Linked DNA regions of Homo sapiens: region 1 is linked to region 2. Evidence: read pairs that join two places in POLR2A ChIA-PET (ENCODE). Cell type or tissue: PC-3. All regions are shown on one strand. Links, peaks and the distances in the headings refer to the core of each region. The heading gives the core; the rest is flanking DNA.

Region 1 (12,082 bases), core at 4,105-9,104, 53 kb after region 2:
GGTGTGGTGGCTCACGCCTGTAATCCCAGCACTTTGGAAGGTCAAGGCGGATGGATCACTTGAAGTCAGGAGTTCAAGACCAGCCTGGCTAACACGGCGAAACTCCATCTCTACTAAAAATACAAAAATTAGCCAAATGTGGGGTGCACACCTGTAATCCCAGCTACTTGGGAGGCTGAGGCAGAAGAATCACTTGAACCCAGGAGGCAGAGGTTGCAGTAAGCCGAGATCGCACCACTGTACTTCAGCCTGGGCGACAGAGCAAGACTCTATTTCAAAAACAAAAACTCAGAAGTAAAGTAAGATTTGGTCGAAATCAGTGATGTGGTGAAATTTAAGAAGTAGTTTTAAATTACTTTTATTTTTGTTGTTGCTTTTGAGACAGGATCTCACTCTTGTTTCCCAGGCTGGAGTGCTGTGGTGCCATTATGGCTCACTGTAGCCTCAACCTCCCGGGCTTAGCTGATCTTCTCACCTCAGCCTCCCAAGTGGCTGGGACTACAGGCGCATGCCACCATGCCCACCTAGTTTTTGTACTTTCAGTAGAGACGGGTTTTTGCTATGTTGCCTAGGCTGGTCTCAAACTCCTGAGCTCAAGCAATCCACCCACCTCGGCCTCCCAAAGTGCTGGGATTACAGGTGTGAGCCACCATGCCCGGCCCTAAATTACTTTCATTTGTGTCACACATCATTCTTTGCAAATGATATTCATATACATTCACCTGGTTTGATTCTAAGATTTCAGAAATTCGGTAAGGGTTAACAACATAACATCATGTAGAGAAAAAGAAATATGTTGATAAACTCTGCAGTTGTTTATCTTGCTTCCGCAGAAAATACCATGCTTATAATTACAAGAATGCAATTTAGCAAGAAAATATTCTACAATTGTTTATTTTAAGTCCTCCTCTGGTTTAGGGTATCCAAAGAAGTTAAGGAATAGCTCAAGCTGATTTTTTATCTAGCACAATGAGAGATATAAATAATAAAAATATGTCCATTCAATTATCATGTAAATTTAATTTCCCATTCTCTCTTTTAGGATATCTATTTCATTTATACTTGTATAAACAGTTCAAGGTCCTCTCTCAGTGTTGCAACTGGAGTTTCCTTCCTAGGGGTTAAAAAAACCTTCAAAGAAGAGTCATAAAAACCTTAGAAAGTTCGAAAAAATATTTAAGCTCATCTCTTCTCACCTGTTGGAAGAGAGCAATGTATAAGATTGTAGGAAAGCAGAGGACATGTGTCTACATATTTTTAGACTATCTGCTATGCAAATACAGGTGTAGGGATGCTGTGGGTCTGATTCCCAGAACCCCCTTCGGCACCAAGGCACTCCTCTCAGCTGCTTGGAGTGCTGGTGGCTGATGTCCCTGGCCTGAGAGCCTCTTTACAAATTGCCCTGGGCCAAAGGGAGCTGCCTTACCTAAGGTGACCCTTAAGTGGAGGAGTTGATAGCCCCAAGCAATGACTGATTCATGCAGGAGTTTACTGGCTTTGCCCCCTTGCCTCAAAGCAGGAAAACTCTGAAGCTCTATTTTACCTCCAAAGTTCCTCATGGCATCTAGGGTAGGCTGAGGCCTCTGCTGTGACTACATCACAGTCCAGCTCCTTCCTCTTCCCAATCCTATATCCCTCACGTCTCACAAATGATGTTTCCATGAGCACTCCCTAATAAAGTCTCAGAGCTCACTTTCAGAATAACTTGATCTGTGACACCAGGATACAGCAATTCAGGTGTTTAAGTAAAATGAAAAATTGCTTTATTCTAAAATAGATGCTTGCCTCCAAACCTATAGCACTGATATTGAGGCACGAAATCGAAGCTACTTCTTAAAAATTATCTGTGACTAACATTTCTGCTTTTGAAATCTGGATTAGTCCTAAAATATTTTACTTGTACCAATCTGTACTTGCTCAGCAACAAGAATACTATTTGCAAATAGTGCAAAATCAAAACCGGCAAATATAATATGTTTCATCTGTAAAGCAAAGTAAAATATTCTCTTTGAGAAAATAGCTATTTCGTTTTCCCATATTTAAATAGAAACTATTGCATCTAAGGTATGAATAAATGTTTATTATTTTACTTATCATAAAATTATCTTGATAACTATAAACATGAAAATGTATAATAGATTTGTAGACATTTCTATAGGTGAGAAAGTTTTGTTCTTAATGTTTACCAACAATGTCACTTTATTCATTGGAATGCCACATTTCTGGAAATATTAATATTCTTAATTGAAGCAGGTCTTTTAAAGCCTCCATGGAGTAGGGTCAGAAAAATATATAAACTCTATGTCTAGTACCACATATTTCATAGCCTATGCTATTTTATTACACAGTTTTAACAAATTAGTCTGATTTCAGAGAAGTTACTATCTCTACACCAAAATTTGTTGTGTGACATTAAAGTCAACAAATGACAAAAGCATTTATTAGTACAGAATAGCAATCAATACTGAATAAGGTACTGAATAATTAATGTAAACTAAGTGATCATTAATGTTCACAAAATTCTTCTCCCTCCTTTTTTGATGTTTTTGTTAGCATATGTTTAGAATTTAAGTTTCAAATGCGAACTATAGAATAAACATAATAAATGTTGTTTCGGTCAATTTAAAAGGGCCGTATATTCACAAAAGTACTAACTTGTGAATATGAAAAAACAAAAACAGAGTTACTAATTCCTAAGTATTTGTTAATAGAGACTGAGAAAGTAAGACACATTCATTTCAGAAGTTTGCATTTTTGAAAAGCAAATTAATATGTAAATTTAGACATGTTTGTTTTGATAATTCATACAGATAAATAGGAACTCTAAACCAGTGGTTGTCAGTGGAAATTTACTGTATTAGATAATATATATAAAGTGCCCTAACACAGTGCCTGGCCAACTGGCGCTCACCACATGAGAAATATATTTTTTAATGAACCGAAGAACTTCCAAAGCAGCTACTTAGGCTTTCTGAAAGCAGTCAATCAAGATAATTTTAAAGCTACCTTCATTTTTTTCTCTTCGCTTATCTTGACTGCCTCAGAAGAATGATCACAATAAGAGGTTACTTTGTAAATTAATATATTGAAATACTCCATGAGAGTGCGGTGGTTTTCTCTCCATAATACAACGCTTTTAACCTTGAACTTCTGCACTCAATCCATTCAGCATTCGTCAGTCACAGACATCCTGCCTGACAACTTCATCTTAATCTTAACCTTAATCTACTACTTAATCTTTCATTTCCCCAGGTGACAAAACTGAAGTTCAAAATGATCACGGATTGCCACTGTTAAATATTCATGCCAATGGAGAATTTCGTGCATCATTAAAACATATATATATTGATAGAAAACAGCAGAAACATCTAATTTCCTGATAGGATCATTTCTATAGTATCTTTAGTATCTTTTCCCTACATCATCAACTTATCTGTATTGAAATATATATACTTATTTATATTAAAATATATATGCACTTATTTATATTGACATAAATACTTATGTTGAAATTATGTGTTTTTCAATAATAAGCTATGATTACATTACTAAACTCCTCCAAACATTCACATATAGCAGGAAATCATACAGAGCATTTTGTATAATATTAGATCCTAAGTAGTTATTTAATAAGCAACTAATTTGACATACATGGAGAATTATTCAAATCCATTTTCAAATATTTCAGTTAGAATTTGCTATGTCCACCGGGCAAGAGAGGGACTCACTATAGGAATTCAGAGGTCTATGTGATAGTAGGCATAAAAACTTTAGATCTGATCCTACTAATAAGAAGTCGAAAATAAATAACGGCATAAATGCTGAGAAATAAAAATGAAATCCTAAGGCGCCCCCCCCCCCCCCCCCCCCCCCAATGACTGAACGAATCCCCTTTGGCCAAGGAGAACCCAAAGAAACCTTGAAAACTGAGTTCCCAGCCATGAAGGGATGGGAGATCAGACACGCCTACTTATACCCCCTCCCTCACTAACAGCCATTAGCCTTTCTTCCTTATGGGCTAACCAGAAACTAGCCCTTTCAACCAAACAACTGATGCTGCTCCGTTTTAAGTTTCCACAAAAAAAATGGACCAGCATTCCTTGTGGGTAAGAGACCACCGATGGCAGAGTGCTTCTTGCTCAGTCTAGGGAGAATACGCAGTGAAGGTTTTTGTGTCCTCTGCTACCCTATTTGACATCAGAGGGCTCCAGACTTCAGCCTTGGATCATGCTAACATCGCCATTTTTTGAACACAGGTCCCACGGAGAGGCATAAAGCTCAGTTGTGCATGTACATCTTCTACTTTCATAAATATTCATGGCTCCTTTTATAGCATATTACACATGTATTTGGCCACCTCTTTCAGCATAAATTCCTGTTCCCTTCGTCCCTTCCTTGAAGTGTCTGTTTCTGGCTTCTGGTTGGAGGCTATGCTTCCCCGCCTGTCAGAATGGCCAGCCTGCAGGCTGCAAACGTTTATGAAAAATAAAGCTCTCCTTTCCAAATTTAAGAATATCATCATTCTTCAGTTAAAAAAGCAAAACTTGATTTGGCCAAAACATTGGCCATGGAGTGCTGTAGTTAATGGAATTGGCCAGCCAGGGTGGGAGTAAAGCTAGAGAATATAGATAATTTAATATATCTATTCATTAATTGGCATGGATTAGCCTTCTATCCTCTTAATTCCTTTAAAACACACAATTCTGCCAGGTATCTCTTATAATATCCAATGTATAAAATCAAAAGCCAAGCTTCTAGGAAGCAAAATATCTTACCAGAAAGAAACTGAACAACTCTAATGATTTTTAATGCACTGATACAAATAGCTTTTGAACTAAAACAACAATATGATAAAAACAAAACAAAACAACAATTTAAAAAATACACCTTACAGAATCATTTTGTCAAATTAGTTCCGAGACATAATTTGTTAAAGCCAGCTATCTTATGAGAGGTTTTTATGAAAGGAAGGTGGAAGGAAGGAAGGAAGGAAAGAAGGGTCACATTCCTTGTGAAGGAATATTCAGTATTTATCGCTGATTTTTATCCCCAGCATGGGAACATGCTGGCACTGCCTTATATTTGAAGAAGAATCCAGAAAGATATGAGTATCATATCAAATATGTTTCAAAACCCCTCAAATTTACATTCTTTAACATCTGCTGACCAAATCGGATAAATAAATATGTGTTTGTCACATTCCCTTGCATGTCTGCCTCTCAAATATTCAAGGTTGTTGGTTGGGGATAACAATGAGCAATTTTCCTGTTGGGATTTTTTACTCTTTGTCCAGGAAAATTGTATGTTTACCCATATTTCCTTAAACCTCAGTCATCCAAACTCCATCCAGTTCCCATCTCTGTCAACAGAATGATATAACTAAAAACATATTTTGACATAATATTTGAATTTAGTATGATTTGGTAACCATTTTTCTTTCGTTGTTTCTTTTTTTCTTTTCTTTTCTTTTTTTCTCCCCGCCCCTCTCCTCTGTTTTGGATTGTTGATTCACTGACTAGGTTTCAGAAAGTTGATCCAGCACTTACTATAAAGCTCCTCATTGACCTAAAGTGAACTGGCCTTAGCAGGTCAACTCAAATGTTGAAACTCAAGGTCTGATCCCATAAGGGCAAGTTGTCAGCCCTAATCCACACAGGATGGTGACTGCTGTCTCATACATCCTGCTTATGACCACAGAGAGGAATGAGGTGAGAATGGGAGTATGAGTCAGGGCAATTGGAGCTCCATTCTGGAAATACTGATTCAAAAACATTTGCCCATGTCAATGGTCAGTGATTCGATCTTTTCCCATGAAGGAAATCACATGGAAGTGATCTGGGTTTCCCCTTGTCCAAATTATTTATTCATTTTCAGTTGTGGTATTTAAATATTCCAGTAAGTCACCTCAACACACTTGGAAGGAAGCTAGGAAAGAAGCACTAATAATATTTTATCTGTCACTGTCATTAAATGCCACGACCAAAATCAAAACACTGATAATTATCCAGTTGCCAATATCCTGAATCAAGGTCTCCACTAGAAGAAAAACGGGATCTCTCACTTATTTAACTAACTTTGATGACAATTTCTGGTGCCTGAAACATACTAGAGAAAAATTATGTTAGGAGTATCAGGCAAGGAGTTTTAAATATTTAACCCCAAATATCCCTCTGTACTGCAGCCCCTTTGTCAGGTAGACAGTGAATAATTCAGGACAGGTGCCTGCTTTATAGGAAATCAAAAGATTTTGCCTGGAATATTCCTCTCAAGTTTACTGCTAGTGATATAGAATATAAAATCACAAAATTTCCCTCCAGAGGAATTTCTTAAAATTAAATTTCACACCATGAATCATAACTAATAAAAGAGGTATCATGCTGGGATGTCTAATATGGTGGCCATTGACAGTCACATGTGACTATTTTAAATTTGAATGAATTAAAATTAGTACAATAAAAAAAATTCAGTTATCAGTCACACTAGCCGCATTTCAAACGTCTGATAGCCACATGGGGCTAGAGGCTTCTGTATTGTACACTGCACATATAAAACACTTCCATTCTCACAGAAGGTGCTATTGGACATTACAGCTCCAGTGCAAAGCAATGTTCTCAAGCAGCAAATAATTTACAGATAAGATGCTTGATACAGTCTGTTTCAAAATGAATTGCTAATGGGAGAGAAACTCTTGCTTTCTCCTGGGTCCTTTGACTTTTCAGATTGAGGAGAAGAGTTTTCTCAGAGCTGAATGTGTCACTGTCAGAAGCCAGACACCGTTGGGACCATGCCAGAAAGAAATCATCGTCCATTTCTAGAGATGACCATGGCAGTCTATGAATCTTCATGTGTGAGCAATGATGATCATACTCAAAGAACAAACCAAATTTTTAAAAAGTTAATGATTAAGTAAACACTAATGAATAATGTGTGCTTTAGATAAAAATAATATCACATTTTTGAACCAAGCACGCATAAAGGAGCCAGTCATAGGGCAAAGGAGTGTTTATTAGTATCTGATAACCCTTGGAAGTACAATCACAAAGTTTTCATTTCTGCCAACAAATTGTGTCAAAATCTAGTCTCATTAATGGCAAGTGTTTAAACTAAGCTAATGTATGCAGTTAAACCTGGCTTACTACATCTGTCTCTCAGGGAAATTTTACCCATGATATCTAGGCTTTGGTCATCTCACTCTTTAAAAAGAAAAAATAATGCTAAAATCTTGTTACATGGTCTTGTTTACTCATGATCTGTACCTCTTAACTGAGACTTGCCTGCACGAACTTCTCTGTGCCAGTGGGGCTGGGCAAAAGGGAGAGACTGTTTAGAAAAGGAAAGAATGGTCAACATTGTCTCAGGCTGCAGAAGGATCAAGTAAGATGGTAATGTCTGATAGATTTAATGTCATGGAGATTTTTGGTGACCTTTACGAGCCATTTAAGTGCAGTCATTTATGTGGGTCGCATTACAGAGAAGCCACTTTTGAGGAGGGTGAGGAATGAGTGAGGGTATCATAATGGAGACCAATGGAGACAATTATTTTCTCCACTTTGACTGGGAAGGAAAAGTAGAGTGGGACACTATACATATGGGTAAATAAGCCTGATAGGCATAGAAAGGAACTGATTCAATCCAGAATATCTAATAAAACTCACTTTTGGAATGTCACATTTCAACTAGCAATTTAGACCCCAAAATGTGAATCATAAAATGTAAATTATAACCCCTGAAAGCATAGTAAGCAATGTAATTTGTGTTATCTAAGTTACATTGCACCCAACTTGCTCTTGAAACCTACATCAAAGTATTACTAAGAAAACCAATCATCTATTCCTGGTGCAGGATGCAGCTCAAACACGAGTTACTCTATTCAGTATTTCCTGGACATCTCTGTAGAAAGATCACTCCCTGGTGCCCTGCTCTGGCCTGCACAGGCTTCCTTCTAGCCAACATTACTAGACTTACTTGACTTTGTATCTGTCTCCCTATATGAGGAAGCTGTTTGTTAAGAAGAATATCTGTTCCATTCATTCTTGACTTCTATATATTAGGAGGTTCCTGGTATCTATTAAGTGACTTGTGTATTGTTTTAGAAATGGATGGATGGATGGATGGATGGATGGATGGATGGATGCATGGATGGATGGATGGAAAAATGAGTGAGCAAACAAATGAATACATGAAGCTGAATCATCACAGCCTGCTGAGATATTGTACCCATTTTTTTATTGTGTCCAAATTAACAATGGTGTACATTTACAAACCAGCAGCTTCTTTGAAGAACTAGAAAAGAAAAGCGGATTAAACTATCAGAGTTTATTGGAGTGTACTGCTAAAAGGTGAGAAACATTTTATCAAAGATTTTTAGTGCAATTAAGCTCCCATTATTGTTTTCTTCAGAAAAATAAATGGCCCAAACACACTAAGTCCTAGGCTTTTTATTTTATTAACATCTTTTCCTCTATCTTTCTTAAACATGGATTTCATTTTTAGGTGTAAATTTATGCTATCTCATAAACAACTCCCCTTGATTCCCGTGGCATAAAAGCAATATTATTTCTGCTTCCATACACTGGGTACTGTACTGGGTCCTCTGTAGGATAGCTCCTTTGATCTTTTAATAGTCTAGTGAATAAAGAAATGGAGCAGTAGTAAGGTTAAAACAATTGCTCAAGTTCATGCAGTTAGTAAGTGGTAGAGCCAGGATTTGTCCAAAAACATTCTGCTTCCAGAGTGTAAGTTCTTATATCTACATTTTGTTCAGAGATTGCCCTTTTTTGATGAAAGGTGGTAGAGAAAAAATGTATAAACAAAAAGCTAGTTTCAATTAAACTTTGCCAGAGCAAGTCAAATCAGTATATACTAAGAGGCGATCATTTGTAAGGCAAAGGATTATTCAAAAAGCAATTTCATAAGCATCTTGCCTCCACAAGTTTATCATGTTTATAATCCAGTATATTGTAGATTATCCATATGTTGAGTCTACCAGATAACCATGTGTTTTTCCATAGGTATTAGATTTGTATTCTTTTTGTATCAACTCATTATTTATTCAATTGTCCCTTTTATTTTGCCTGCATAGTTTAGAAGAACAAAATAGAAACTAAGTTTGCATTCAACGTAACTAATTCTACTTAATGATGATAGCTCTAAGAACATTCACTTGATTGTGAATGTTTTCACTCAACGTTCCGTTGTGATTTTTTCCACATTTTAATCTAATGTTATTTCATAAAGACCATGGCACAAAATTCCTAGGAAACCTAACTGTTGTTGGCATGTCACTGTCACCAGCATCAAATTAAATAAAATTTATTAAGAACAGTGAATACCACACTGTCACTGTTTTAAGGGCCTATATTTAGCACATCTCTAGCATTTGCAGTACCCATTAGCTTCCAAGGTTTAGGAACTGTGAGTTCTTGGATTCCATTGCTTTGGTGAACATTCTTACAAACTCTATAATACCAAAAAGATACTCTGATTTCAATTTCCTTAAGAACATTCCCTGCGGAGCTGACTTGAGCTCTGTTTAGTCTCGGCCTCAATGTGATTGTTTCTTCTGGCAGGTTGTGCTTAAAACAAACCTTACTTTATATTTTCTTTTAATTCTGAAACATTTAGTCTTTGGAGAAGATGTAAAATCAGTTCCTAATGGAATTGTAGTAATTGTGGAATCCCAAAAAGGATTTACTTTAAATGGAAGAGAAATAAAATGCCTATTAAATGATTGTAAGCAAGAAGATCCACACAACCATATTTTATTTTTATAAGGAGTCCTGTCCCTTTGAGCCTATATTATGGTCTAGGTTCTTTGCTGGATAACTTTACATACATTATTTGTATAAACAATGAAGATATCCTTATTTTCATTTTACAGGTGAAGAAAAGGAGGTTTAGCAAGATCATCTTACTCAAGATAAACCACTCGCTAAATGGTAGAGCTAGGTAGAATTAGAAACCAGATAGGGATGATTTCAAAGCCCATATGTATTTTTTTTTTTATTGTATTATACCTCTCTCCTTTTCAAATATCTACCAAGTCCTGATTTCCACCAAATTGAAAGAACAACTGATAGGAGCAGAAATGTCCTCCAAGGAAAGGACCTGCATTTTCACATTCAAATGGCCAGAAGGCAGCAGATATAGGATTTACAAATCCAGAAAAAAAGAGAAACTGCTTATAGCCCCAGGTAGAAGAAAGTCCTCATATCAGGGTTAAGGAGCTATCACCAATGCAACACATAAGGAAAGGGACATCTATATTATGATAAAAGGAAAGACATCGTAAAATAGTGCAGTTAAACACAAGGATTAAAGCTAAACTAACATGAAAGGGACGCAAATAATCAGTGGGACTTGTCATTGCTGGGGGCCATGTCAGTGGAGATAATGAGCATTAAAGGCTAAATCTGAGGCAGCTTTTGGGAGGGTCCCTGGGCCCTGAGAATCCCAGCACTGACCAGAAGTCCAAGATCAGAGGCCAAGGTTAATGAGAAAACACAGGTTTTTCTGGTTGACATCATCATGTTCTCACCCTCTTGTGAATTGCAGCCTAAATATACAAATCTGGAGCTTGGCATGAGGCACATATACATCTTGACTTGTACAACTAATTCCCATCCATTTTGCTCAACTCAGGCTGAGCCAGAATTAACTAACTAATGCAGAATGCCACAGAAATTGCATCTGATTTTTCTTTGGCTGCAGATTCACTAGAAGCTCATGTTCTTACTATTCCTTAGAATTTGGGAGTCTAGAAAAGCACAGGCCTAAATAAATTTCTAAGAGAGAAATTTAATTTAACAATTAGAGTAAAATATTCTGGTAATGAAATTGTATTCTGCTAGTGTGTGGGGGATCATATAGACTGAATTATTTAAAGCAGTCCTAATTTCAAATAATAATAACCAGTAAAATAATAATAATAACCACTCTAAATTTTGAGTAGTTCATATATACATAGGCTGTTAATTTTCATAGCAATTCTGTTAGTCCTTAATAATTTAGTTTTTTAGTTGTGGAAACTGGGGAATCTATGAAATTAAGTACTCTGTAGCAGCTAATTCAACCTATGCGTACATAGGTTGATTGATTTTAATGCTCGTTCTTTGTAAAAATCATATTATCTGTATTGTCCCCATAAGCCAAGTATAAGAATCCATTATACCACTCCCCTTCTAGTACTCAGGGCATATATTATTCATCAATTATATTTCCAGTTGGCCTCAGAATCCTCCTTAACACAACATACCAGTATCTAATCCAGTTAATCACAGTTTGCTATCCCCGACACAAACCCTCAACATTAGGGCATCCAAACCTCTCTGTAAGTCTTGGAAGACAGACAATAGAATAATGCTGACAGTTTCCTTATACCTCTGGCAAAGTGTCCAATCATCTTTTGGTTAGAATCCAGTGAGAGGACTAAGAAAGGCATCTGATTTGTCTGTCAAAGCTTGCCCAGGTTATGAAGATAACTGGAGACCTACATTTGTAACTCAGTAAATGGGAGACTTTCATTCCTGGACATTCTGCAACAGCCAGTGTTGACCTGGTAAATCTACCTGAGATTCGCTCATGATTCCAATGTGACTGAATGCCTTGAGAATATACAACTCCCTCACAGCTATTCTTCTTTATTGATATGTCTTAGACAGTAGAAGTTCGTGAAGTGACCTAATCACTGTAAACCCAAACGTTTTGTAGAAAACGCAACAACAAATAACCCTAAAAGGAAACTGGAGAAGGGGCTCTGATCACAGCCTCAGGAATTGGAGTTAGTCCCTTCAAATTCATGGGCCTGTTTGACTTAAATTGTAAAGATTATTTTGTGCTTTTGAACGGACATTAATCCCAAAGGAAGAACAAACAGAATGAGTCAAATTGCTTTGAGCAGGAATGCCTGCTGAGAGGGGAGAGAAATTCTGTAAGAAGCACGGCTTCTGAAATTGGCCCTGCATTTTCCTGAATGATTCTGATCTGTACTGCATATAGTTTTCAAAAGTCATTATGCTTTCCAAGTGCTAAATATTTGCTTCCCAAGTTATCAGTGTCATTATGACCTTTGCTTGCCTATTTA
Region 2 (12,082 bases), core at 2,711-7,710:
ATACTAATAACAGTGGTGTCTCTGAAATGGCGTCATATTCAAATTAGTATGCTCCATATCAAAATGTAACAAAGAGTCTCATATATAAGAACTCAACAAATATGAATTTATTCCATTTAACTTCTGTATTTTATTCTCACCCCAATGTTCTTGATTTTACCCTCTACCCATTTTTTTCAACATCAAAACACTAGAGTTTTATTGTTTTTTTCAGTTGTCCTTTGCTTTATTTGTCATTTTCTATTGAAAGCCTTAGGATAGTTAGGGTTGCAGGTGGCTAAACTATCTTATAAGGCCTCCCCTATCTAATTTCTGGAGAGAATGACTGCAAAGAAAATGGAGAAAGAGTGTGTGTGTGTGTGTGTGTGTGTTTACTGGTTAAAAAAATCAATTTGCAAAGACCCCATTATTCAGTGAACGAGGGGAAAAGGCATACCAAGCTAATCTAAACACAGCTTCCAGAATCTGAGTGGTTTTATTTACCTAGGATGGGAACAGACAACTTTCTGAAAGGCTAATCAGAATTAATGAATAGAAAAATTAAGAAATAGAATTAATTCTTGGAAAACAGGAAAGGAAAAATTGTAATCAGGCATCAAGTTTGTTCAATTTAAATAAGCTGAAATCTATTAGAATTAAGAAAAAACTACCTTAAGGCTAACCTTCCCCTTAAGATTAAAAGAATGAACAAAATAAAAGAATTAAAAATGAAAACCAGTCTAATAGTAATCATATAATGATAATGTACACAATGTGATTAAAATAAAGGTCAACCAAAGGGATGAGAACACACAATATCAGGCGATTTGAGAATCCGGGGTGACTACAATGCATGCTATTTCCTTGCAAAGGAATCTGGGTAATAGAAACAGGGCAAGGAATGGCTTAATTTTTGTTTACTGCTGGGAATATACAGATACCTGACTCACTGATAGTGCTAAATTAGTTGTTTCTCCACTGATGCTAAAGATACCCTTCAGTACCTTCCATGAGAAAATCAATTTCCTTGCGGGAGAATTTTTGAAGGAGGTTGGGGGACCTTCTACTATTATGCTAAGTAACTAGTCACAGCAAAATACACTTTTATTCCTGAAGTGACCTCTACAAAACAAGGCATATTTAGTCTTGCAAACCACAAATGTTTCTCTAGCCTTTACATTTAACTAGTTTTATAATTAAAAAAAAGATTCATGTTCCCATGCTTATTTCATATTGCTTATTATACTTAGTATGTGGGTTGTTAAAACATCTCTAAACAATAGTGAACATCTCTGGAAATAGCACTCATTATAACATTTAATGTCTAAATGCATAGGACAAAATACTTCTCATGATTTTTGTGTGTTTTTGATAAATAAGATGAAAATTACTAACACAGGTCACTTTGAAGCTGGGACTTCAGTGTTATAAAAGGAAATGTGTGTATTGTCATCACTTATGAAAATGCAATAGAGTTCTTTATAGCTGCAAATACCCAAATTATTACTTCCTTTTCCCTGATTATTTTTTGAAAGGTCTCAAAAAAGTCAGAAGGTACCCTGTCTGCCTAAATCACAAGAACACATTGATTTTGCCACTATCACATATGTTAAAATACAAGCCTCAGAGCCCAAATTTGAGCAATCTCCTCTCTGTCCTTGAAACCTGTGACATCAATAACAATTTCTACATTTACAAGCCTTAATGTGTTAAGTATTAGAGAATTCTGGCTTCTGTAGCCACTAAAGGTACAAAATTTTCATTTCTAAGCTTACACTTAATAAAATTGATGGCAAGGTCTCTCAGCTCTCATGTGCTCAAAACAATAACCTAAGTTCTTCATGTCCAGGTTTCCCTGGCAAGAACTCAGAGTGTAATGTGGCCATGCAAAGAACCAAACTAGGTTTGTGAGAACTGGGTTTGAGTCGTAGCTCTGTTATTCACTAGCTATGTGACCTTGAGGGAATCACAACTCTTAGGACCTCCTGCGTTTATCTGTAAAAAATGGTATTTGGATTAGATGCTTGTTAGTGATAGCTAACATTACAGAGTGCTCCCGTGGTCCAGATAATCCCCAATGCTTTATGTATGTTAGTTCACTTCATCCTCGGAACAACCCCACGAGAAAGATACTTTTATAATTTTTCCTGCACAGATGCAGAAACCCAACACATGAAGTTAAGTATCTTGCCCAAGGTCAAAACAGCAAGTGATTGAAACGCGGATTCAGTTCAGGAATAAATGCTCTTGGCCACTCCATTATATGGCCAAGGTCCTTTGTTGCACTGATGTCCTTTGATGTCTATCAAACTGTTTTATAAAGTACTTAGTTCTGGTGCCCTTGGTACGATGTTTGAGACTGCATGGTGGAAGGGAAAGAACACTGGGTGAGGAGTGAGGAAACTGGCCTTCTTTCCCTCCTTCACCCCTAAGAAGTTGTGTGCAGCCAGGGAAGTTACTTTTAAGCTTTCTGTAGCTGACAAACCCTTAAAACCCCTTCCAGTTCTCCATTTGTGGGAATTTAATTCTGAATTAACAAATGGCATGTCTCTCATTGTGATTGAAAGGCTAGATTCCTGGTACAATTATTTCTTTTCTCCTATGCAGTGGGTTGAATGGTGTCCCCCACCTCCCTGCAAAAAAAAGATTTGTCCATGTCCTAATCCCAGAAACCTATATTATCTTATAGCAAGAGTGTAAATTTTACTTTATTTGTAAAAAGGGTCTTTGTGATATAATTAGTGATGCTGAGAGAAAGAGATTACCTTGGATTATCCTGGTGGGCCCTAAATCCCATTGTAAATATACTTAGAAGATAGAGGCAGAGGGAGATTTAACAGACAGACACACAGAAAAGATGGCCATGTGAAGACGGAGATACTGGAGTGATGTGGCTGTAAGCCCAAGAATGCCGAGGATTTTCTGAAGCCAGCAGAAGCTAAGAAGAGGCAAAGAAGGATTCTTGTCTAAAGCCTTCAGAAGGAGCCAGTCTTGCCATACCCAGTGTTGGACTTCTGGCTTCCAGAACTGTGACAGAATAAATTTCTGCTGTTTCTACTCATCGTGTGGTAATTTGTTATAGCACTCCTAGAAAATTCATATAGTGCCCTATTCAGAATGAATTGGGTAAAAAGAGGCATGTCTGAATTATCTGTATATCCCAGTCATTACACAGTAAATGAGTAACAAATATATATTTTTAAAATATGAAGTGACATAAATCAGTACACCTTAGGTTCTGTAAGTATAAATTGGGAAACACTGGCAAGGATGAGTATGTTAAATAAGGAAAAAAGTCTATCAGTTAAAGAACAAAAGTCTACCCAACATAAAGCAATACAGTAGTGAAACCAAGGGCTAAACTTACCTGCCCACCAAACTTAACTGCAAACTTGCTTTTAATCACTTCTAGTCTACCTTAAAACTCCCACTAGCTTCCTTATAGATAACATCTCTGACCGTGTGTCACTACAGTAATGGGTGTTTGAAGCTGTTTTTACGGAACTAGGGGATAGCTCTTGTCCAGGTCAAGCCAGTTGAGACTAACAGTTCTTCAACTGGGCCTGCACAGGTGCCCAAGGAGTGAACTTCTCACATCAGGGAGCCAAAACTCCAGTCTTAGATCATGCTAATGTTGCCATTTTCTGCACATGTCCTACAGCAAACCATGTAGCTAGATTACACTTGCAGAGAAACCCCAATTACCTCACCTTTTCTACCCACCAGTCACCTCTCCCCACACTTTAGACTGTCCTGTTTCTTATCCCATAAGTATACCCAAGTCCTATTTTGGGGGAAGCAGATTTGAGATTTGTTCTCTCATCTCCTCGCATGGCAGCCTTGTGAATACAATCTTTTATTTTTTGCAAAACCCATCCTCACAGTGACTGGCTTGTTGTGTGTGGGTACAATGCACCTGATCACTAACAAACAGTACAGAAGACTTGAAATGTAAACCTGTCTTTCTTAGTTGTCATCGTGTGTGTGCGTGTGTGTGTGTGTGTGTGTGTGTGTCTATGCATGTAAGTATGAGCATGTACATATTTAGGTTCAACTAGGTATGTCTGTAGTCTTTACTTTCTAAATTCATAACCCATTATCCAACCAAAACAACACTGATAAAACACAAATCCGATGTTCACATTATTCTCCTGTTTAACACTAGCACTATTATAGAGAGAGACTCTTCCGTTAGAAACTCCTTGAGGATAACAAGTCTTTGTCCATCTGGGGAATGGTGGTAAGAGTTGTAAAATCTGCAGCAGCTTTTGTTTTCCCAGCCCTGGCCTGCTGAGGGACTAATGGTGGGGAAGACCCCACTATATTCTAGACCTAATTGCTAAAGTGATTCGAGGAACTGCATCAGATAAAGAGATATCCAGAACTCTGGTAACTATAATCCCTAGTAATTTGTCCACACTGTGCCTGAGAAAGAATGAGGGAAAGTGGAAGCTAGGAAGCTCTTGCAAACCTAGTTTGGTTCTTTGCATGCAGCAGCCACATTACACCCTGAGTTCTTGCCAGGGAAACTTGGGCATGAAGAGGGTACTGACACAGCCCTCTGTTCTGGGTCCCAACCATGCATCTCTCTTCAATGATTACTAACAAACCTAATGCACCGGTATGATTAACTGGACTAAAAGCCTGTAAGAATTAACACTGTAGGTATTCAAGGGCCCGTCTACAAAACATTTGCACGTATTTTAGCATAAGGGAAAGTTATTTTACAAAGTAACGAAGTGTACACCAGAAATAGTCAGCGATCTCTGGCTGCTTTGTATTTTAAATCAAGGCCAGAAAGGATCTAGGCACTGGTCCTCTAATATCTTTTCCAAAACAGAGGAAGGATGCTTAAGATGGGGCTGACCACTACTCAAATGAATCATCATAGCTCATTATGGAAGAGTCCTAAAAAGAGGAATTTTTAAACCCTCTTCCTCTGCCCCCATCTCCTAAATCCCCTCTTAGTGGTTCTTTTCAGTGAAGAGGCACAAGATTGGGGTGAGATTTTTCCATTTTCCTTAGCAGGAAGCTTTATGTGAATAAAGCACCATTTTATACCAACAAGCCAATGATTAGTATCCTTCAATGCAGACTGGGATTCATACTACCCATATGCCAGGGCATTTTTCCTTTAGCACGTCAGCCTGTCCTTTTAGCATCAGGTAGCACTGAATGTCAGGCAAGATATTTCAATCTCAGCCCCCTAAGGGCATTCTCATTTGAATGCCCTTAATCTATTTGATTCTGAGTTTCATTTTTGCCTGACAGGCTGAATCCTGAGTCACACACCGAACAGGAACAAGGGTAGTTGTGATACGGTGATTGCCAGTGAACTTAACCCCTGAAATGTCTTCAGTAAGAGGCATTTTCCACAACACTCTCGAGGCAGAATTGACAAGGCGCACGGAGCCCCCAAAAGGGAAAGCTACACATGCAAACCACTAATGCTGTGTTATTACTATGCAAAATCATCATAAGTGAATTCATCACAAATTAAACACTGTAGGTAAGCAACGCTATGTGCCTGTGTGCTTATACTGTGCCCACAGGCATGCACATGTGTGTGTGCGCACACACACACACACACAATTTTCTGAAGCAGGAAATACCTGGTTAACCATTAAGCAATGGAAAGCAGTCTTTACATTGTAAAAATCTGTGCTACTTACAATGATGTTAATAGGGAGGCTGCAAAAGCACAACTTTTAAAGCTGGACTCCTTGCTGCAAATACTGGGTGGCTTTTTCCCCTAATAATTATGCATTTGCTTGCTGTCTAAGATTAATCAGGGAAGTTAATGATGCAAAAAATTACATTTATAATCCAGTCTGAATACAGCTGTACTGCAAGCTAAGTTCTAAGTCCTATTAAAGTAAATGGAATTAATGGGCTGTCGCTGGCAATCTTTAGATCTATCAGTTACTAATTAACATTCTTCTGTAAAGAATAGTTCATGGTGGGGAAAAAATAAAGCATACCTTAGTAGCAGCTATGGTAAAACATAAAGCGGAGTCATTAAAGGCAGGCCACAGCAGTGGCTACTAGGAATGAAAATTCAGGTTGTTGACAAGGCATTGAGCAAGAAACTGCCAATTTGCTGTGTCATCAGTTAAAAAAAAAATTCCCGTGTGTGTGTGTGTGTGTGTGTGTGTGTGTGTGCAGTGTAGTTTGCTTTATGCAGCAGCAAATGATCACCACTAAGGACGACCTTTCCATGAGAAATGTCCACTTGGCTAATAATGCAAGGACAGAGGCATGTGAGCTGTAAAACAGGAAAGTTAAATTAGCTACTAAGGAAAAATGAATGTAACCTATTATCTTCTGAGATACTCAAGCACATTGGCTGCTCTTATCACAAAAAGCTCCCCATTTGATTACTAATTTTATGTCTTCTGTTCTTGTATTAATTTGAAGTGTTCCTTCCAACCTGTTACCACTGTGTGTGTGTGTGTGTGTGTGTGTGTGTGCGTGCACGCACGTGTGTGCTTTCTTTGGAACTTAGTCTACAAGAGGAAATGTATTACTCTTCTGGATTTTAACTTTTTGTATTTTTGTTTTGCTTTTATTTCCTTAGCGAGGAACATGTGCTTTGTCATTTTACAGTCCAGAGAAGAGACTCAACCTGCTAATAAAAGGTGCAATTTCTTTTACAGGAGGGACCATGAGCTTCCACTCATTTTTTAATGCACTCAAATTAAGACTCTGATGCCATAAAATCTCCCTTAGCTTTTATCCTAGATAAAAGATGAATCTATTTTAATAGGAAAAAAGTGATTAAGGAGGAAGTCATTGAAAAATAAAACTTCAAAAAGAAAATAAAGTCAAAAGCAGTTGTCTTCAGACTTTCAATATCTTAAATTTGCCTTGACACAAACAGTTAACAGTGTCCACAGAGGTCATTTGCTTATAAACTTTCCAGATTCCAAGGCTTCCTTTTTCACTTAGTTTGGTACTGAACCTGTCAAAGCAGAAAGGAAAGCTAATGCTTTGAGAAGTCAAGTGATGGAATAAATTAAGGCCTACATTTTGAGTGAGAAGATCAAGGTTGAAATTGTAGTTTTGCCACTTATTAGGAGAGAAATCCTGAAAGTTAGATTTTCACCCATCAAAACAAGATAATCATACATGACCTTTCTTCCTCCTAAGGAGGTTCTGAGATGTTAAAGGCTTCACGTAATATTACAGATAAGAAAGTGTTCATACATGTCAACTAATTCTCTGTATTGAATTCAGTCCATCCATATAGTTCAAGAAGTCTTATTTTTAATTTATATTGGTAATGATTATTATTTAGCTTTTTCATCTAAAATAATGTGGTTTGCTTAATCATCAATTTATTTGATCATGGCTCTAATACTTCTATAACCTAGGCTTATTTTAACCAAAATTCATGTCTCTAAATTAATTTATCTGTTCTTTCAACATGATTTATGTGGAGGATGAAAGCAAAATATAATGGTAAAGGAGAATCACATTTCTATATAGCTTGCCCCAGATGAAAAAGAAAATGCTTATTAGCCTTTCTTTCCCAACTTGTCACTGAAAAAAAGATGATGCTAAGACGATTTTCTCAACTAGAAGAACAAGTATTTAAATAGTTAGAGGCAGTATAACATGTTCGAGCACAGGGGTTCAGATTTTATACTGCCCTCATTTATCTTAGAGCTCTGCTGTTACTGCCTGTGTGATTTTGGCTCTCAGTTTCCTCATCTGTATGTAAAGAATACAAAGCACCTGCCCCACTGGGTTGTTGTACAAATCCAAAGAGATAATGTAGTTCAAGCACTTATGCATGGTATCTAGAACCTAGTGTATGTTTAATTGATACAAGCTCCTATTTTATCGTAAGTCATAAAATGATGTTTGGCATTTATGACACTTTTATTACACATTAATAACCGATCTCAGGGAAAAAACATTTGTTTTTGTTTTTTTCTGAAATGATGGCTCACACCTTTAATCCTAGTGCTTTGGGAGGCCGAGGTGGAAGCATCTCTTGAGCCCTGGAGTTTGAAACCATCCTGGACAACATAGCAAGACCAGTCTTTACAAGAAAATCAAGAAATTATCCAGGCATGATGGTGCATGCTTGTAGTCTTAGCTAGTCAGGAGGCAGAAGTGGGAAAATCGCTTGACCCCAGGAGTTCGAGCTATGATGGAAATTGAGCCCACAATGAGCTATGATCTCACCACTGCATTCCAGTCTGGGCAACAGAGAAAGACCCTGTGTCTTAAAACAAAAACAAAAAAACAAAAAACCACAATGTCTTTGTGTACACATGGTCCTTAAAATATCACTACAGTATATGGTATGGTTGCAGATACCACAGCAGTTTTGCTTTGCTGCTTTTTATAATACATGGCCCAATGATACTGATTTTAAATCATTTTCCCCCAATTTACCATGACTATTTGAGCTGAAGATTCTCTTTCTTGAAAAAGTAAAGCAATGTAACTCTGACAAAATTAGTACAGGATTATGCATGTTGACGGGTTTGAAGTAAAAAGCACAAATATGTTAAAATAATCAGGTTGTATTGAGAAAGGGAATGGCTTTATGACGACTTATGGTAGTTTGCTTTTTCAGAGACATAAATGGATTGAAGCATAAATCTAGTCAAGATGGAACCAGAAAAAGTGAAGAAAATGTTAAAATTATCCAATTCAGCTTCTTATTCCCATTTCATATGCAACCAATCAACATCATTTAATTTATGGAAACCAACCGCACTATTTTAAGAAATGCCTCTATTCATAAAAGTGCTCTTGATTGCCATCACAACACAGTTTTGGAAATTACAGTTTGTTCTGCCCTTGGAGCTTCCCAGCTTGGCCACAAACCTTAGCACAGAGTCCTGCTTTGTCCTGCATGGGTGATCACCATGTCATATGTCTGCTTTTCAGGGGGTGACCTCCAAAATTAGTCCTATATTAAATATGGACATTGAAGGAAGTAATTTTTTTCCCCATAAAGCACTGCAATAAACATATCAATGCTATTTCCAGCCAGACAGATACATATAAAAGATGAAAAAGATATGTTACCTGCATTGGGAGAGACTTAGTTTCTTTTAAAATGACAGAAATCTGAAAAATAATCATACTCTGAGACTTTATAATGACTGCTGGCAAGAATTGGATTGGTGGAAATCCGGGCAGCTGGGAAACTGCTGGCTTCCCAACTTTCCAGAGAAACTTTGAGTGCCTACCTAGAACTTAGGAAGGAAACCATTACTCCACCCTTTTACCCACCAAGCTCAGAAGACCCAACTCAAGCAGCATGCAGACTTAGTGCCAGGCATTCCAGGAAAACGTTGAGTCAGTTGCAATCTGAATCCTGGAAGGTGAGGAAACATCTTATTTCAACTGAAGTCACTCCGCAGCTGCCAAATGTTTTCCTGTTTCCAAGTTGAAGCCAAGTTTGAATCCATTAAAGAACAGAGGTAAAAGTTTCCTTCTCCTTAGAGTGATCTGCCAAACCCGCCTTACCTTCATTCCCAGTCACATAGGCTTTAAAAGGAGGGATAAAGATTCCATAAAAATTGAACTTCGTAAGCATTCATTCATGTATAAATATTCTCATAATATACCTCCTAACCATCTCCCAAATATTTTCTTTGATTCAGTTCTAATAAATTTGTTACAATGTAACAAGATAGATCAAAATTGACTTTCGGAAAAGACTTAAAAATAATTTGATAGCAGACCCCAATAGTCGGTAAGGTACTAAGGATATCACCTAATTAACTTTATAAATAAGAAGCAAAGGAAATGATTCCAATTTTAAGGTCAGAGACTTCCTAAGTCTTCCCAAGGTTCACATTTTTCAGATGCAGGCATTTTACGTGCTTTTGCCGTTCTCGTTGACAGTTAATATATGAAATGATCCAAAGGAGGACAATCAGGAAGGATGACATGAGACTTTTACAGGGCATACTGAAGTGGAAAGTTCCTAAACCAGCGGTGCTAAAGATTTTTGGCCTTCTGTGACAAAATCATTCACACAATCTTTGTCTGAATCCAGTCCTCTTAAACAAGAATACTTAGCAACATTTTTCTTTTCCTTCACTGATGGCTATAGAAACACACACATATTCATTAAAAATGAATGACTCAAGAGAATAATGTTCCTTGCTTACATTAGAAGAAAGAGTCTTAATTTGACCATAACTTTAGTCCTTGGCAAATAGCAAAGTGTTCAGAACTTACTTTTTTGCCATTTTGATGACTGGTTGAGACACAAAAAAAGTCATATAGCTCCTATTCCTGTGCTGTTCAAGATCATGGACTCCAGTTAAATGTGACTATTCAAATTGAATTAAAACTAAAACTTTAGTTTTATATTTTACATGTTCAACAGTAGCACACAGTGAGTATCTACCACATCAGACAAAAATAGAATACTTTTATCATCACAGAAAGTTCTATTAGTCAGTGCTGCCAAAGTAGTCAAAGCGATTTGAAATTATCATTCAAATTACCCCTCCTTTCAGGTTTCTTAAAGCTAACATTTTATTTAAATCTTACTTTTGGTTAGGTACTCTTCACTTTGTATCTCCACTTAATTTTCAGAACTGCCCTGCCTGTGAGATAAATGATATAATTCCCATTTTACAGATGAGGAAACTATTAATAAAATTGAGGGAGGTTACACAAATCACCCAAGGTCACATACCTAGGATTCAACACCAGGTCTGCCAAGTCCAAAGCTCTTGTTCTAAGTAAACTATAAGAATTCTGAAATTTATATCTACTGGTCCAAGATATGTCAGAGGCAGAGGTTGTAGAACAAACCCACACAGAAGCCCCTCATATGTGTCCTTTGGGTGAAAACATGACAGAATGAGGAAGAAAAGGAATTAACATGGATTGAGAGCTGCTACTGTGCCAGAAACTATGCTACATGTGTTATCACAATCTTCGCAAAAAGTCCATATAATGTAAACCCAGAACACAAATAGGAAAAATGATAGTCATTAAATTTAAGTAATAAAATGGCTTACTTATGTAGAGGATGGAATGTCATCTCTTAAGATAATATTTGGTTCTGATCTGTGACATTTCCTTTTGCTCCTTGTGGGATGTTCCTGTCTGATTTCAGGTAGAGATCCCCAGAGGCTATGTCAGGATAAAGCGTTGAGGAGCTTTATGGCTTTGTTGCCATTACTATATGGGTGGCCAGCCTTGGCTACTGCAGTTCATTTCTCCTCTGAAGGCATGGCTGAGTAGGTAATGCAAGTGCCTATCATCTTTGGTTGAGATGCCTGAATGTGATGGGAAGTGCAAAGATGGAACCTGAGAAGTGAGTTCAAAATGGATGAAAATGCTAGAAAACCTAAGATTAATATTTGAAGGCAGAATAGGGAAAGAGAACCAAGGAGAAAGAGCAGCAGGCAAGTGTGTTAGAATTTATAAGTAGGCAGGGATCTCACTGAGTGTCAGAGCCAGAGGCCAAGGCAATGCACATCAATGTGTGGTCCTGATAAGCCTGTAGAAAAGAACTGGGTATTGAGGGGCTTAGGGAAAAGATTGTCAGTTAGGGATTTGGTGCCTATCAATGATGAGATTTTCAATGTTTTACAGTGAAAAATATAAAACTTTTTTTTGGACAATTTAGGGAGGTGTTTTTTTTTTTCTCCTACACAACTAAATAACTATAATTACAAGATTGTTTTCCCCACTAAGATTATGTCTTTTGGTGTTAAATATATTTTTAAATGAGATGACATTAATGGTATTTGCTAGGCTATTTGTTTCAATGTCTTTACTTGGCAAAATTAAATACTGGCAACCTTATGCTGGTTCAAAGAGGTGTAGGGTGTGTGTGTGTGTGTGTGTGTGTGTGTGTGTGTGTGTGTGAATTACTACTGGTTTGTGAAGGTCAACCACTATGCTATGGGACAACTAATGAGAAAGCTCAGCCCAGCCTCTGTACTCTAAGACCTCCACATGCTTCAATTTACACTGGGTCCAGAACCTTGTTAAGAGTGATCCTTTATTATGTCATTTTTTAAATAAGAGAAGCTGAACGTTCATAAGGCGAAAAAAGATGCTGTGAAAATCAGGTCTATTAATCAGATCAAGTGTCTATTTCTCACCA

What was found. ChIA-PET counts read pairs that join two places held together with the same protein. Peaks named below come from ENCODE experiments on the same cell type or tissue, not always from the same donor. Only the 100,000 strongest peaks of a DNase experiment are listed, where the experiment ranks them.
Region 1: POLR2A ChIA-PET joins it to region 2 with 6 read pairs; 4 of 35 experiments call an interaction of 5 or more read pairs at or near these places.

The regions. Positions count from the first base shown.
Region 1 is chr3:21,666,801-21,678,882 of GRCh38, forward strand. All of the region lies in intron 1 of ZNF385D (zinc finger protein 385D), which reads right to left. Among named protein-coding and RNA genes, the nearest start is that of ZNF385D, 78 kb to the right of the region's middle. In PC-3, for the core only: no CTCF peak of the experiment used is centred there; DNase peaks (open chromatin) are centred at 5,281, 5,701 and 6,801; H3K4me3 peaks cover 1,325 bases; H3K27ac peaks cover 4,703 bases.
Region 2 is chr3:21,615,447-21,627,528 of GRCh38, forward strand. The region is part of intron 2 of ZNF385D (zinc finger protein 385D); the gene reads right to left. Among named protein-coding and RNA genes, the nearest start is that of ZNF385D-AS1, 79 kb to the left of the region's middle. In PC-3, for the core only: no CTCF peak of the experiment used is centred there; no DNase peak of the experiment used is centred there.